2 separate regions of the Homo sapiens genome follow, and region 1 is linked to region 2. The links are chromatin contacts, found by Hi-C or POLR2A ChIA-PET in ENCODE. All regions are on one chromosome and are shown on one strand. The core of a region is the stretch at or near the end of the contact, and the rest is flanking DNA. Distances in the headings are between cores, read along the strand shown.

Region 1 (7,119 bases), core at 3,848-6,347, 220 kb before region 2:
CTTTGGGAACCTTGATCTTGAACTTCCAGCCCCCAGAACTGTGAGAAAATAAATTTCTGTTGTTTAAGGCACTCTGTCTGTGGTATTTTGTCATGGCAGCCCCAACTAACTAATATAACAACCTTTTGACAGATATCTGAAAATATCTTGCTGTTTCCCAACACACATTTACTCATTGTTTACTTTTGAAAATCTTTTAAAATATCATTTTTTGTTTTGATGTGTATAGTTATACATCAATGCATATAATTAGATTTGTTTCTATACACAATGTGTAATCTAATCTAATCTGAGAGTCTGTGCTTTTACTAGGAGGATTGAAACCTCTTTCATTTCATATTATAGCCCATTTTAAATCTAATCCCCCACTTTCCAGAGGTGGGAGCTGGAGGGATTTAAGGCTCTCTAGGATGAAAATGTATCAAAAGCTGCCTCTCCACTGCTTAAGGGATCATATTGTAATGGAAATGTTGTTTTCAAGGAATTACCAGATCAACTCAGTTCAAGATCAAAGCATTAATCTTCTGGGGCCAGAGAGAGGGGTCTTGAGTTGAGCCAAATTAGAAGAGACAAAGGGGATATCACAATTAATGGGAAACAGATTTAGGGAAGCAATCCCGGAGAAATTCTCAAACCAAGGCGCAATTCGCAGTGGGAACTTTTTAAACAGCTCTCCTGGCCTTGCTGTGGGTTCACTTAAAGGAGCCGCACTGGAGTGTCTTTGAGTCTTCTGAGAACATGCTTTCTGATTTGTTCTTTGCTTTGCTCTGATTACACAAACTTCTGACCACTTGTTTATCTTCACTGCTTTGTCTGCTGCAGTGATTTGGAAAACAAGCATTCTGTGTTCAGTAGTTATGTTAGCTTTCAATTTAATAAAACATATATTTTAACCTATGTTTCTCTAATTACTAAAGTCAGAACAAAACAAGGTCTTTTGCTTACCCTGTAATTAATGTAAGAAATTCAGTATGTTTTTACTTTGTCTTTCATCTTACCTTAAAAATTCGTATAGACTATTACAGAACCAGTTTATCAAGTTTTTTAAAAAATCATGTTTTTTTCCAAAAAAAAAATATTTTTAGCTTCCGTATTATTTTTTGAGACAGGGTCTCTCTCTGTTGCCCAGGCTGGAGTGCAGTGGTGTGATCTTGGCTCACTGCAACCACTGACTCCCAGGCTCAAGAGATTGTCCTGCCTCAGCCTCCTCAGTAGCTGGTACTACAGGAATGTGCTGCCACACCTGGCTAATTTCTTTGTATTTTTTGTAGAGATGGGATTTTGCCATGTTGCCCAGGCTGGTCTCCTGAGCTCAAGCAATCCGCCTGCCCTGGCCTCCCGAAGTGCTGGAATTGCAGGCATGAGCCACCACGCCCAGCCAATTTCGTGACTGTTTTTTAAAAACATATAGTATTGGCTTCACAGGGACCGCCAATCTTTTTATATCTTGACTTCCTTATTTTAGAGTTATTCATTTTGATTCTTTTTTGTGTCCTATGGAGTAAATTTTAAGATAACTTTTTAAGGAAGGCTATATTAGTGAAATTGCTTCTGATTCTTAGATATCTAAAAATATCTTTCCATTGGCTGTACTCAGGGATTAAATCTGGCTTGGAATATTATGCTTAGATCATGAAGTTTCCTCTTTAGAGGAGTACTTATTACTCCATTTGGAGCTAGTGAATGACAGCAGCTAGCCTAATTTTTTCTGTTTTTGAGTAAGCTATTATTTTCTGTCTTGTTGCTCACATTCTGTTCTCTTTATTCTAGATTTTTCATCTATGTCTAAGTATAAGTCTTTTTTTTCCGTTAGCATAATGGAAATGAAGGAAATTCTTTTTCTACTATGTCTGTGATTATTATTTCTGCTCCTTTTGTCCCAGCACTTCCAGGAATATTTGTTATCCATAGGTTAGATTTCTATCATTTCACTCTGCTTCTGTTTTCTTCTCTTATCGTTTTGTCTTTAGCCTTTTCTTCTATAGTCTTCGAAAACAGTTTACAGATTGCATTTTCTCCCTTGTTAATTCTGCTCTTCACCGCAGCTGTAGCATTTTTCCTTTTGGATATATCCATCTCTTATTTTGGCTGGCTCCATGTTTGATATGTGGAGGATATGTGGAGTGATTTAAACCCAACTGAATGCGTTTGTGGGGTCTGGCACAGCCTCACCTCAGATCTACGCCTGGGGGAAAAATTGATTTACACAATTCCTAGCCTGGCTTCCTGCAGGTTCTCATCCAGTGTGGCTTTGTTCCACGAGGGTGGATCTTGGCTGCTTTCTGCTTCCAGGGCACTTCTGTTTCCAAAGCATTTCCTAAGAGAATACCCATTCCCATGTACCATCCATCCTCTTCCCTTCTACCCCTGCTGTGTTGTACTAGGAGACATGACCTTGAAATTCATATAAAAAGGGGTGAACTGGAAGGGGAGAATTGCAGGAATCCAATTCTGGCTGGCTTGGAACCTAATTCCCATGCAGAAGGAGAGAAGCAACCTGGACTCTTGTTATGGTAGCCCTGAGCCCCTGGCCTGGACATAGAATAGGAGCAGTAAAGCCTTCTCCTGGGGTTCCATTGGCTATTCTGTGCCGGATCAGAAGATGAAACAGATATTGCTAGGGTGGACAGTGATCCCTCAAACTAACCCCACTGGCACTGTACTTGGTGGAAATTTCCTCTAGATTTCTATCAATGCTGACACAAGGTTTTATGCTTTTGCAGAGCTTTACAGGTATTTTAATAGGAGACAGAATGCATCTTAGACTAACCCAATGTTAATTTTTACATATGCCTGAGGCAGTTCCCCTCCCTGTCTTAGAGAACGATGTACTCTTTATACACATAAAACAATGATTTTTCAACTTTGATAAGGGCTGAAAATTACACCACTCATCAACTCCCATGGCAGCCACATGATGCCTGCAGGTGGAATTCTACAAGATGACATAAAGGGGGTTAAACAGAAGCATCCTGGCCTCTAGAGCAAGCAACGGTATCATGCAAAATGGCCCGTAGGAACTCTAGCCGCTTCCAGGAGCTTGTCATTAGGCTGACTCATCCTCTACTAAACTTAACAGATAGTTCACCAGCAAGGATATCCCTTAAACACATGTCAAAAGGAAAAATATAACACAGTGTATCTTTACCTTATAATAAATTCTGGCCACCAAACCCCGCTGAAGAACCCTTTCACGAAATTTCACTGCTTTCAACAGAAAGGCGAGATCATCAACTGTGTCCATGTTAAATGCCAGGAAACTGAAAGAAAATCACGGTGACCATCATTATTATTTTGGCCTCACCAAGAATTTCATTTGAAAGAAATAGAGTAGGTTTGTTTTTTAAAACTATTTTTTTCTGTAGAAAAATAGTGTCAATAGACATAATCTCCCCATCCCATCTCTCACTGACTGTATTCATAATTCTTTTCGGTAATCTTAGCTCTAGTTTATTCTAGGTGGTTGTCCTTGTGGTATAGAGATGATTTGGTTTCCTAATTGTTCCACTTACTATTGTATTATAAGTAGTGTTCAATATTTTACATAGTCTTTCTTAGTTAACAGCAATGTAATTTCTGTCAAGTATAATCAACCATTATACAATTCATGTATAACTCAATCATTATACAATTCTTTTTTTTTTTTTTTTTTTGAGACAGAGTCTCACTCTGTTTCCCAGGCTGGAGTGCAGTGGCACGATCTCGGCTCACTGCAACCTCCACCTCCTGGGTTCAAGTGATTCTCATGCCTCAGCTTCCTGAGTAGTGGGGATTACAGGCACATGCCACTGTGCCTGGCTAATTTTTGTATTTTTAGTAGAGACAGGGTTTCACCATATTGGCCAGGCTGGTCTTGAACTGCTGACCTCAAGTGATCTGCCCACCTCAGCCTCCCAAAGTGCTGGGATTACAGGCATGAGCCACTGTGCCTGGCCCCCATTATACAATTCTGTCAAGTGAGTTTATAATAATAACTCAACCACTATACAGCTCTATCAAGTGAGTTTATAATAACCACTGCTGGGCATTTATTATAATTATTATAATTGGATATTAATAATCAAATATATCTATTACAAAATATTTATCAATTAATAATACTTATTAAATATATTATATATCAGGAATTGTGTTCATTATCTGCTGTGAATTATTCAATTTTCTCGATAATTCTAGAATACTATAATTATCCAATGTAGAGTTTAGGAAACTGAGGCTTAGCAAGATTTGGTAACTTGCTCAAGGTCACACAGGCAGAACTCAGTCAAGCTCAGGTTTTGTTGGGGAACATCAGCATTTAAAGCAAGAGGCACCCTGGAGGGAAGTGATAGGGCTGTGTGCAAGCACAGGGGAGGATGTGCTACAGAGATGGTAGCTTTCTTCAGCAGGCAGCAATTCCCATCTTTCCCATTTGGCAAATGAGGAAACTGAGGCACAGAGGAGTTAAGAGAGGTAAGCACAGACTCAAAACAACCAAGTTCACAATTAAAAGCTCGTGAGCTTTTCATCATGAAACTCTATTTCATGCCAATTTTATGGACCCACCATGAACCTTTAGATAACCTAGACAACCAGGGGAAGGGTTAATTCACACTTAGGGTTTCCCATAGCACAGCCACCTCTTGCCCTCCCCTTTCCCCACTTCCTGAGGAAGTAAGTTATTACAAGACTCAAATAACTTAAATTCATATTAACTAAAAAAAAACCCAAGTGGCTGTTGTTGCTCAATCAGAAGGCACGAGAGAAACGTTAAGAAGCAATTGACGCAGTGCTTTTGAGATGCCAAGTGCTGAATTAATAATCACCCTCCATTTAGACAGGGAAGAGGAAAGTATTTACATGCCAATTACCGGGACATTTAAAAGATGTCAATGTTTATTCTGAATCTGGGCTTTAAGAAGTTTGGGTTTCTGCCTCAGTCTATTTAATGAAAGATGTAAAAAGCTTTCATATATTATTGAAAAGTATGTTTTAGTCATTCCAGGGGCTGATATTGGAAATTAGCTTCCCTGGAATTCAGACTGTAGAACATGTTTGTCCACCTGAGATTGTGAACTGCACGTGCTGCAGGAAGGGGATCTCACCCACTCGCTGAGTCATGTGAGTCACATGTCATGTAGGTCTAGGAGCCTGCCCAGTGCAGTAGAGTGTGCAGACTTTCTTTAAAAATAGAAACATTGCTAAAGGCAACCTCCTTGTAACTGTGTATTTTACAAGAAGATCCAAATGACTCTATTTTTAAATAAAGTTTAAATTAAATTAAAATAAGTATCATTAGACATCAGGGAAATGCAAACGGAAACCATAGTGAGGTAGCATTATACATCCACCAGAATGACTACAATTAAGTACACTGACATCAAGTGTTGCCCAGGATCTGGAGAAACCAGAACTCTCATGCTTGCTGATGGGAGTGTAAAATGGTGAAATCTCTTTGCAAAATGTTGTCACAGTTTCTGATAAAAATAAATGAACACATACCCTATGATCTAGCAGTTTCACTCCTACTAATTGCCTAAGAGAAATAAAAACATATGCTCACAAAAAAGGTTATACAAGAATGCTCATAGCGGTTCTACTCACAGAAGTGAGAAACAGCAAACATCCCAGGTGTCTATTCATCCATAAGAGAATGATTCTACTATATCCATAAAGTAAAATACTACAATAATGAAAAGAAACAAACTAATACACACAACAACATGGGTGAATGTCAAAAAGTATTATGCCAATTTCACGAGGCAGCTACAAAAGAGTACATACTGCCTGGTTCTGTTTATGTGAAGTTCTAGTATAGAAAAACTAATCTGTGGTGGGAAAATATCAGAAGAGTGGCTGTATCTGCGTAGTGAGATTGTCCAAGAAGGGGCATGAAAGAACTTTCTGGAGTGATGATCTGTATCTTAATATGAGTTTGGTTACATAGGTTTATGCATGTGTCAAAACTCAGTGAATGTACACTTAAGATTTGTGCATTTTATTGTACGTAAATTCAACATAAGAAGAACTATAACTAAATATGTAACTGTAGTTAATGACGCTCATGCTAAATTATTTAGAAATGTGCTGATGTCTACAGTTTATTTTGAAATGGATCAAAAAGAGAAGGTGAATGGATGGGTGAGTTCCATACACAGATCCATAGATATGATAGTGATATAGCAGGTACAGTAATAGGTTGATAGAATCTCCATGGTTTGTACATAAATGCTTCCTGTAAAATTATTTCAACTTTGCTGAATATTTGTAAATTTTACAGCATAATGTAGAAAAACACGTTGGGTGCAAGGCAAAATCTTGACTTTCCTGGACATCTACCACCACCTCCTAAAGGTCCACAGGCTGATGAGAGTGGGAGGGGCCCCAGTGGCAGGCTACCATGCAGGAGGAAGAGAGACAACCCTTGCAGGGACAAGCCAGAGCTGAATGGGGCTATCTGCAGAGCCAGGTACAACCCCCTTTCAAAGCCACTTCCTTTCAGGGCTCCTCTCCCTGCCATGCTCCATCTGCCTTACCTCGTCCCATGGAGGCTTTTCAGTACCATGACTGACTCCTTCCAGGCCGAAATGAGGGGTAGTTACTGTGCGGACAAATGGGTGCCCACTGGAGGGATTTAAGGGTACCAGGAAGTTCTCAGCCCATCTTTCCTCAGGTCCCCACCTGCTCAAGAGTACCTTTCTCAGGGCTGTCACTATGCCTACTATCCTACTGCTCTCGGAGTGCAGACTCCATGAAGACAGAGCCCCTAGTAACTGCTGATCACCAATGCTTAGAGAAGTGCCCGGTACACAGTGAGTGCTGAAAACACTTTGATGACAAAGGCTTTCCTTCATATAAAGTCAGAGTAAGTAAAGTTTCGGGATTTAAGTAGATAAACACAGGGACTGAATCAGTAAAACCTAGATGTGTGGGAGACAGATGTACACTGTTTTGGAGGTTAATAACTGAGACAAAAATAAATGGACTGGAACTTTCCAAATATTTACATTTGGAATACTGCCTTTGGCACATCTCAACTCTGTGCTGGAAAATGTGCTAGGGATATAGATTTGCATATGGGTGAGAGCGTGTCGTGCTTCCAAAATGATGGAATCAAGCCCTGCTTTGCTATCTGAAAAA
Region 2 (7,686 bases), core at 2,964-5,463:
GTGTCAACCCCGGCTCACCCAGGAGGGCTGCCCGCGCTGATGGCCCCTGTCTGAGCCACTGTCCTGTGATGGATGCACTCTAGCCCCTGGCCCACGAGACAGTGCACACTTGGAAGACAGAGATGGTCTCCTACTCATCTTGAGTTACAAGATTCAATTCTCCCATCCCTCTGTTCTGTCCCCATCACAACAGAAAGACTCTGCAGGGTGGAGTTGCACCATACACAGCTGTGGAGTTGGGCCAACTGGCTTGAATCCTGCCTCTGCTTCATTTACTATGAACTTTAGACAAGTTACCTTTTCTCTCTACATCTTAGTCCCCTGACTTGTAAAATGAGCACCATATTTACTTTCCGATTTGCTATGATAATTTAATGGAGTAATGTATGTAAAATGCTTATGAGCCCTCTTACACTTGTCCCTACCTCTATGGCCACTTCTCTCCAGTCTCCTTTCTGGTCCTTCCCACCAGGCTCCACCCTTGGGCCTCCCCTTCTCTGTCAACACCCATGCCATGGGGATCCCTCCAGCCTTATGGCTCTAAATTCATCTCTATGTTGATGGCTTCCCCATACCTTGACCCTAAACATCGCAAACATGTTTAGATGATCACATCTAAAGACTAGCTCCAGATTTAACCTAACATCTCTTCTAGGCTTCCCACCCAGTATACGGTGACCCTATCCTTCTAGTTGAGTTGCTCAGACCAAATACCAGGGAATCGCATTTTCTTTCCCCTCTCTCACTCCACTTCCATGTATCAGTGTCTGTCTACTGCTTGACCTTCAGTAGAATCCCCATTCCTGCCACTTCTCATCACCTTGACTGCAGTCACTCTGGTCCCAGCTAGCACCACCTCTCTCCCTGGTGACTGCTCAGCTCCCTGTTTGCAGTCCTGCCTCTCATATAGTATATTTCTAAGCCAGCAGCCCGGAGACCCAGTCAGACAGGTCCTGCTCCACTCAGTCCCTCCAAGTCCTCCCATTTTATCCGGTCTGAAGAAAATCAAATGCCTCATAAGGCCCTTCATACTCCAGGGACTCACCATCTCCCTGGTTGTCACCACCTCTCTCCTCCTCTCTCACTCTGCTCACACCACATGGTGACTGACATTCCATTAACAAGCCCAGGACACTCCCACCTTAGGCCCTTCATGACTGCTGTTCCCTCTGCCTGGATGCTGTTCACCGACCTCCAGCTGTCTCGCTCCCCCACCTCTTAGGCATCTGCTCCAATGTCACCTCATCATGAGGCCCCCACCTGTCCCTCTGACTCTTCTGAGCACCTTTACATCTTCACTTAAAAAAATTAACATACACACAACATAAAATTTACTATTTCAACTATTTTTAGGTGTACAATTCTCTGGCACTAAGTATATTCACAGTGTTTGGCAACCATCATCACCATCCATCTCCAGAACTTCTTAATCTTCCCAAACTGAAAATCTACACCCATTAAACACTAACTCCCATTTCCCCTTTCCCCCAGACCCAGGAAACCACCATTCCACTTCCAATCTCTATGAATTTGACCACTCTAAATACTTCATGTAACAGTGTACCGTATTTATCTTTTTGTGACTGGCTTGTTTCACTCAGCATAACGTCTTCCAGGTTCATACGTGTTATAGCATGTATTAAAATTCCCTTCCCTTTTAAGGCTGAATAACATCCCATTGTATGTATTACAACATGTTTTGTATGTTTTGTTATGCCATTCACCTGCCAATTGACATTTGGGTTGTTTCTACCTTTTGGCTATTGGGAATAATGCCACTGTTAACATGGACATGCAAATAGCTCTCTGAGCCCTTGCTTTCACTTCTGTGGGGTATATACCAAGAAGTGGAATTTCTGGATCGCATTGTAATTCTACATTTAATTCTTTAAGGAAATGCCATATTGTGTTCCCCAGTGGCTACATCAGTTCACATTCCCACATCACCACCGACAATGCACATGGGTTCCAGTTTCTCCATATCCTCTCCAACACTTGTTCTTTTCTGGTTTTTTGTTTTTTTTGATAATAACCATCCTAATGGGTGTAAGGTGGTATCTCATTGTGGTTGTGATTTGTATTTGCCTAATGATTAGTGACGTTGGGCATCTTTCTATGTGTTTATTGGCCATTTGTTTATCTTTGAAGAACTATATCTTCAACTCTTTGACCATTTTTTAATCTAGTTGTTTGGTTTTTTTCTTGTTGAGTTGTAGGAGTTTTTATCTATTCTGGGGATATCAATCCCTTATCAGACATATAACATGCAAATATTTTCTCCCATTCCATGTGTTGCCTTTTCACTCTGTTGATAGTGTCCCTTGATGCACAAAAGATTTTGATGTTGATGTAGTCCAGTTTATTTTTATATAAATTTTTACTTAAATGCTTTTTAAAATTGTTTTTAATAATTAGATCATTTTTATTCCAAAAATGTATCTACGTTTTTCAAAAGCCTGTGTTTTTGGTGTTCTATCCAAGAAATCATTGTCAAATCCAATGTTAAGAAGCCCTTTCTTTATGCTTTCTTTGAATTTTTTATTAGTTTTTGCTCTTACATTTAGGTCTTTAATCCATTTTGAGTTAAATTTTGGATATGCTGTAAGGTAAGCTTCCAACGTCATACTTGGCTTGTAGATATCCAGTTATCCCAGCATCATTTGTTGAGAAGATTGCTCTTTCCTCACTGAATGGTCTTGGCACCCTTGCCAGAAATCATTGACCACCTATGTGAGGTTTTATTTCTAGGGGCTCTTTATTCCATTCCATTGGTCTCTACGCCTGTCTTTATGCCAGTTCCACAGTTTTGATTATAGTAGCTTTGCAGTAAATTTTGAAATCAGGAAGTGAGAGGCCTCCAACTTTATTCTTCTTTTCCAAGATTGCTTTGGCTATTCAGAGTCCCTTGAGATTCCATGTGAATTTTAGGATGAGTTTTTCTATTTCCGCAAAAATCATCTTTGGGATTTTGATAGGAATTGCACTGAAACTGTGGATTGCTTTAGTAGTATTGACATTTTAACAATATGAGGTCTTCCAATTCATGAACATAGGATGCCTTTCAATGTATTTGTATCTCCTTTTATTACTTTCAGCAATTTTGTAGTTTTCCATGTACAGTCTTTACCTCCTTGGTTAAGTCTATTCCTGAGTATTTTATTCTTTTTGATGCTATGATAAGTAGAATTGTTTTCTCAATTTCATTTTGGATTCTTCATTATTAATGCATAGAAATGCAACTGACTTCTACATGTTGATTTTTATCCTGTAGCTTTGCTGAATTTATTAGTTCTAACAGATTTTTTGTGGAATCTTGGGGTTTTCTACATAAAAGATCCTGTCATCTGCTCAGAGAGACTATTTTACTTCTTCTTTTCCAATTTACCACACTTGATTTTTATCCCCAGCATCCATCACCATCTGACATACCAGAAATTTACTTTGTTTATTAGTTTATAGTCTGACTCCTCCCAGACAAAAATGTAAGCTCCATCGAGACAGGTAATTTCTGCCTGCTTTGTTCACTGCCCCTTGAGCAATGCCTGGCTCACTGTAGGTGCTCAATAAACAATTATAAAATGAACGAATCACCTCACCTGGCACACGGAAGGGACTTAGCAAAAGGTAGCGAGAAATAATTATTGGTTTTTTACATAGTATTTCACTGCACGAGTAATAATGAAGGCTTAGATTGAAAAGGGTGTTTTTTAATGCAGAATGGTTGCAGTGTCAAAAAACAAATAGCACCATGATTCCAGCTGCACTGGAATCCCAGGGCAGGTCCAGCTCACTCCCTGCCATGCCCCGCTTTCAAGTAATCCCTGTGGCTATCACAGATGACAACTGCATTCAGGTGCCAATCTACATAGAGGGACTTCTGTAAACAGACCTCTCTGTCCTGTTGTCTCTGCCCAAATCCTCCAAGATATCCCAGGCGGCCAGGGCTGGCCTGACCAAAGTGCTGGCCAAGTGGCCAATGTCCAAGTCTGTGGAGCTGGAGCTGGGACAGGGACTCCTGCCAAAGACAGTATATAGGACTAAGAGCCAGGGGAGCCTGTCACAGCCCACTAGGAGAAGCCTGGGTTCCAGTACAAACAGAAGCCAGAGGCCCAAGAGGGAGCCAAGGCCAGGGCGGCAGAGCCAAGAGCTCAGAGTCTGTCCGTCGGTCAGGAGCCAGTCCTGGGATGGGTGGGGGAGTACAGCGGTCACAGTCTGCAGCACTCGCTGGGGCTGGCACTGGAAGTTGTGGGCAACAGGGTGGGGCCTGGGTGAGTTGGGACTGGGACAGGACAGACATCTCAGCCTCTTGGCAGATTCCTGGCTCAGCTCCTTTTGCACAACACACTCAGGGCTTAAATGTAAACGCTTCCCAGGAAAGGCTGTTTCTTCTCTCAAGGTCTGAGTAGAAAAGTAACCACCCTCCCCGGCATTCCCAAACACCTTCTAAGGTGAGCTGACCTTAGAACATTCTTCCATTTTAGATCTGATCACCCACCTGATATTTCTCCAAATACAAAAATACCTCAAACGGAGATTACCTAAAATTCTGATAAAAATAATAGTCATAATATATGTAATATAAATATAATGCAACCAATGTTCTACTAGTTCCCCTCTGATCTGCTGAGACTGAGCTTCCTGAGAAAATAGTAGACGATTTAGATCAGTGACTCTCAACCTTTATGGTCCCTGGACCTTTTCTGAGGATTCCAAAGAGGTTTTGTTTGTCCAGGCTACAGCTGTCAATTTACCATATTGCATAATTTTTATGAAAAATAGTCATAATTTCAAAAAACTCATGAGAAGAATGGCATTGTTTCACATTGTTTTAGTATCTGGCTCAATAAAAGATAGCTGCCCTTTCATAACTGCTTTTGTGCCATCTGTTGTGATATGTTGTTTTGGTTGAAGTTTATGATGAATATCCAGTGTCTCACATGCAGGTAGTTGGACATATACTTTCCACATAGCACCTGAAAGGGTATTGGGGACACACACGGGTCCTCGGGCCTTACTTTGAGAACCACTGGTTTAGATAACGATGGTGCAACTATGCCCCTCACTCGTGTGGATCATGGGGATAAAAACCAGAGCTCTGGGTGAGAGAGAGAACGGTTGTAGGCTGGTTGGGGGAGGGGAAGAAGGAGTCAGGGGTAGGATCTTCATCATCCAGGTATCTGTCCCCAACCCACACTACACTTGGCTGAAAGAAGCCTGATCCCAGCTGGCTCCCTCCTGGGGAAAGGTAATGTTGAGATGCGGTTTCCCTATGAGCCACCCACAAGCCCTGATTGGTAGGGACCAAATGCTTAATGGGAACAATTTTGGGGAGACAGGGTGCAGGAAAGGAGGCATAGTGCAGCAGTCCGCAACCCCAGATGCACAGTGGGTCACCTGGGAGATGTAAATGCTGACTTGATTAGCCTGAGCAAAAGCCTTCACAGCAGGAGTTTTGAAAGTTGTCTGGCTGCTTCTATTGTGCAGACAGGGGCAAGCACCACCTGTTTGACGTGGGCTCAGGAAGCAGAGCACCTGGGTTTGAATCCCTGGTTCACTAGTCATTTATATATACAACTCACTAATTGTATAACTAACCTCAGGCCAATTACTCAGCTTCAGTTTACTTATCTGTAAAATGGGAATGCCATGAGGGATGTTGTGAATACTGAATGACATCATCTATTTAAAGTTCTTAGTGTTGGGACTGTACCAGAACATGTACTCAGTCAACTTGAGCTGTCACTGTCTGCTATGGTGAAGATCAGTGCAGGCTGTCAGACTCTGTCAGCTTCCAGGGATGAGCATCTCTGAGGAAGCTGTCCCCCATGCAGGACAAGACACTGCCACAAAGTAGATGATAAGACCTGGGTCTTAGAGACAGAAGGTCTCTGCATCTGGAAATAGAGGCAGTTGGTGACTCCCCCAGCCCAGGATCCAATTCTGGAAACTTCAGGGGAACAAGAGAGCTCTTGGCTGAGGTGCACAAAGGTGATGTCACTAGAAACAGGTGCAGGAGAAGTTGGCACAGAGAACAATGATGGTGTTCACACTGTGTGTGTGTCTGTGTGTGTGTGCGTGCACACTCTGCAATCAGACTCATATTGTTTTTTCGCTTTAAAATTATTGAAACATCTCAAATCTATTACAGATGGCAGAGGGGAAAACACAGCGTGGAAATATTTTAATGGTTTATTCTTGGCCTGCGGACTGTCCATAGAGACCTGGAGTGAATGAGACTCCCTTCTTATTTGTCCCCTAGAACATCATCATTACACATTATACACCGCGTTCTGCCTCAGAGCTCATCGGATCATCCACAAAAGTGGAGAGCAACATGAAAGGGGGGTCCAGGGAAACACAGACGGGCCTGGCATGCTCCCTGAGCAGGCAGGACAGCCATGACTCAATCATTTTATTAAGAGGCAGGATGAATCATGTAACACTTCTAGAATTACTGGATGTGGACAGCTCCTCCAGCTGTTTACAGGGCGGAATTTGAGAGCCTTCAAACACAGATGTGCTGCCGAGTCTCATGACATCCGCCCAGCGAGATGAGCCTGCCGCACTGATGGCCAGTTTCATTTCCTTCAGGTTTATTGGCTTTTGTGAATTCATACAGAGAGAGGTGCCAAACAGGCCGAGATAATTCACAGAAATGACTGGAGGGATGGTCTAGGGCCAATCCTGTGCCTCCTGGAGGAATTATATCTAATCACCCAGGACAGAGAGTTGTCCAGGCTGCCTAAGGCCACTAAGTGAGCCAGGAAAACAGGAAGATAATTGGATCCAGAGCTCAACACGCTTCATCAGGAGCGAGATTACAGAGGCTAATCCTTCAGACTCAGCGGGTCGGGCTGCAATTAGCAAGCCTCATTAAGGGATCAGCTCTCACATCCGGGTCTTGAGTATTGACACTAAGTTAAGCCACAGACATGTTGGGCTGATTAAGGGAGCAAGAAGCTGGCCACAGGCCAAGATTTCACCTTCCAACCAGCCCCATGCCGAACGCACTTGGAGGCGACTCTGACAGAGAGAGTGGTTGGCAGCAAAGAGGTTGGTTGTTTTTGTGTTTTTTTTCTTTTTTGGTTGTATTCACAGCTCTAAATGGATGCTCCATCAAGAGGCAATTTCCTAGCTTGAAAATCTCTGCCAAACTACTTGGTATGAAATGATTTTTTACGCTTCGCAAGCACGCTCCACTTTGTCACATGGGAGTTTTCCTGTGCCAAGTGAACATCCATCTGCACGTTCTCCAGCTCAGCTGACACTGCAGCGCCCTTGTCAGCGTGGAGGTGCCTGCAGTATCGCAGCGCAGGTGGTGCCAAGGCTCTGCCTGTAATTCCTTCCTGAGAAGACTCCAGGATTGGTCCTTGTCTCCTTAGACAACCTACCAAAGGTTGGTGGGATTGTGGGGAAGGGAGAGGGATCTACTTTCAAGCATGGATCCCAGGCCCCCACTAGCTCCATTCTACGCTCCACAAAGAAAGGCGCCCCTGTGGTCTCCTGAACTGGGAGGACTCCATCCCTCAGTCCTCAGACTCTCCCTCCCAGACCATGCTGGGTGGGGAAAGGGCTGGGCTGCTGCAGGATAGGGTCGGCTCCTCAGCATGCCGCTGAGCTGCAGCTACCCTAGTTCAGGCTCCTCCCTTAGGGGGTCTCAGAGGGCGGGTGGTGTTGGGTTTTTTG

What was found. Hi-C counts contacts between places; a loop is a spot of excess contacts on that map. ChIA-PET counts read pairs that join two places held with the same protein, here RNA polymerase II (POLR2A). Pooled maps may share reads with other maps.
Region 1: a loop to region 2 is called in a map of gastrocnemius medialis, with 2.6 times the contacts of the local background. The contact joins two enhancer-like sites. A Hi-C loop is called at or near these places in 1 of 168 maps with a recorded cell type or tissue (gastrocnemius medialis) and 1 of 50 pooled maps. POLR2A ChIA-PET finds 5 or more read pairs at or near these places in 1 of 52 experiments (activated T-cell).

What each region holds. Positions count from the first base shown.
Region 1 is chr2:110,992,034-110,999,152 of GRCh38, reverse strand. It overlaps ACOXL (acyl-CoA oxidase like), which reads right to left. Exons shown (of 18, transcript NM_001142807.4): 14 at 3,149-3,260. Among named protein-coding and RNA genes, the nearest start is that of ACOXL-AS1, 120 kb to the left of the region's middle. RefSeq lists an enhancer at 220-794. Within about 2 kb of position 5,097, at least 8 of the 41 ENCODE cell types and tissues checked have a DNase peak (open chromatin) inside an H3K27ac peak, as active enhancers do.
Region 2 is chr2:110,770,063-110,777,748 of GRCh38, reverse strand. All of the region lies in intron 2 of ACOXL (acyl-CoA oxidase like), which reads right to left. Among named protein-coding and RNA genes, the nearest start is that of ACOXL, 41 kb to the right of the region's middle. RefSeq lists an enhancer at 5,119-5,620. Within about 2 kb of position 4,213, at least 8 of the 41 ENCODE cell types and tissues checked have a DNase peak (open chromatin) inside an H3K27ac peak, as active enhancers do.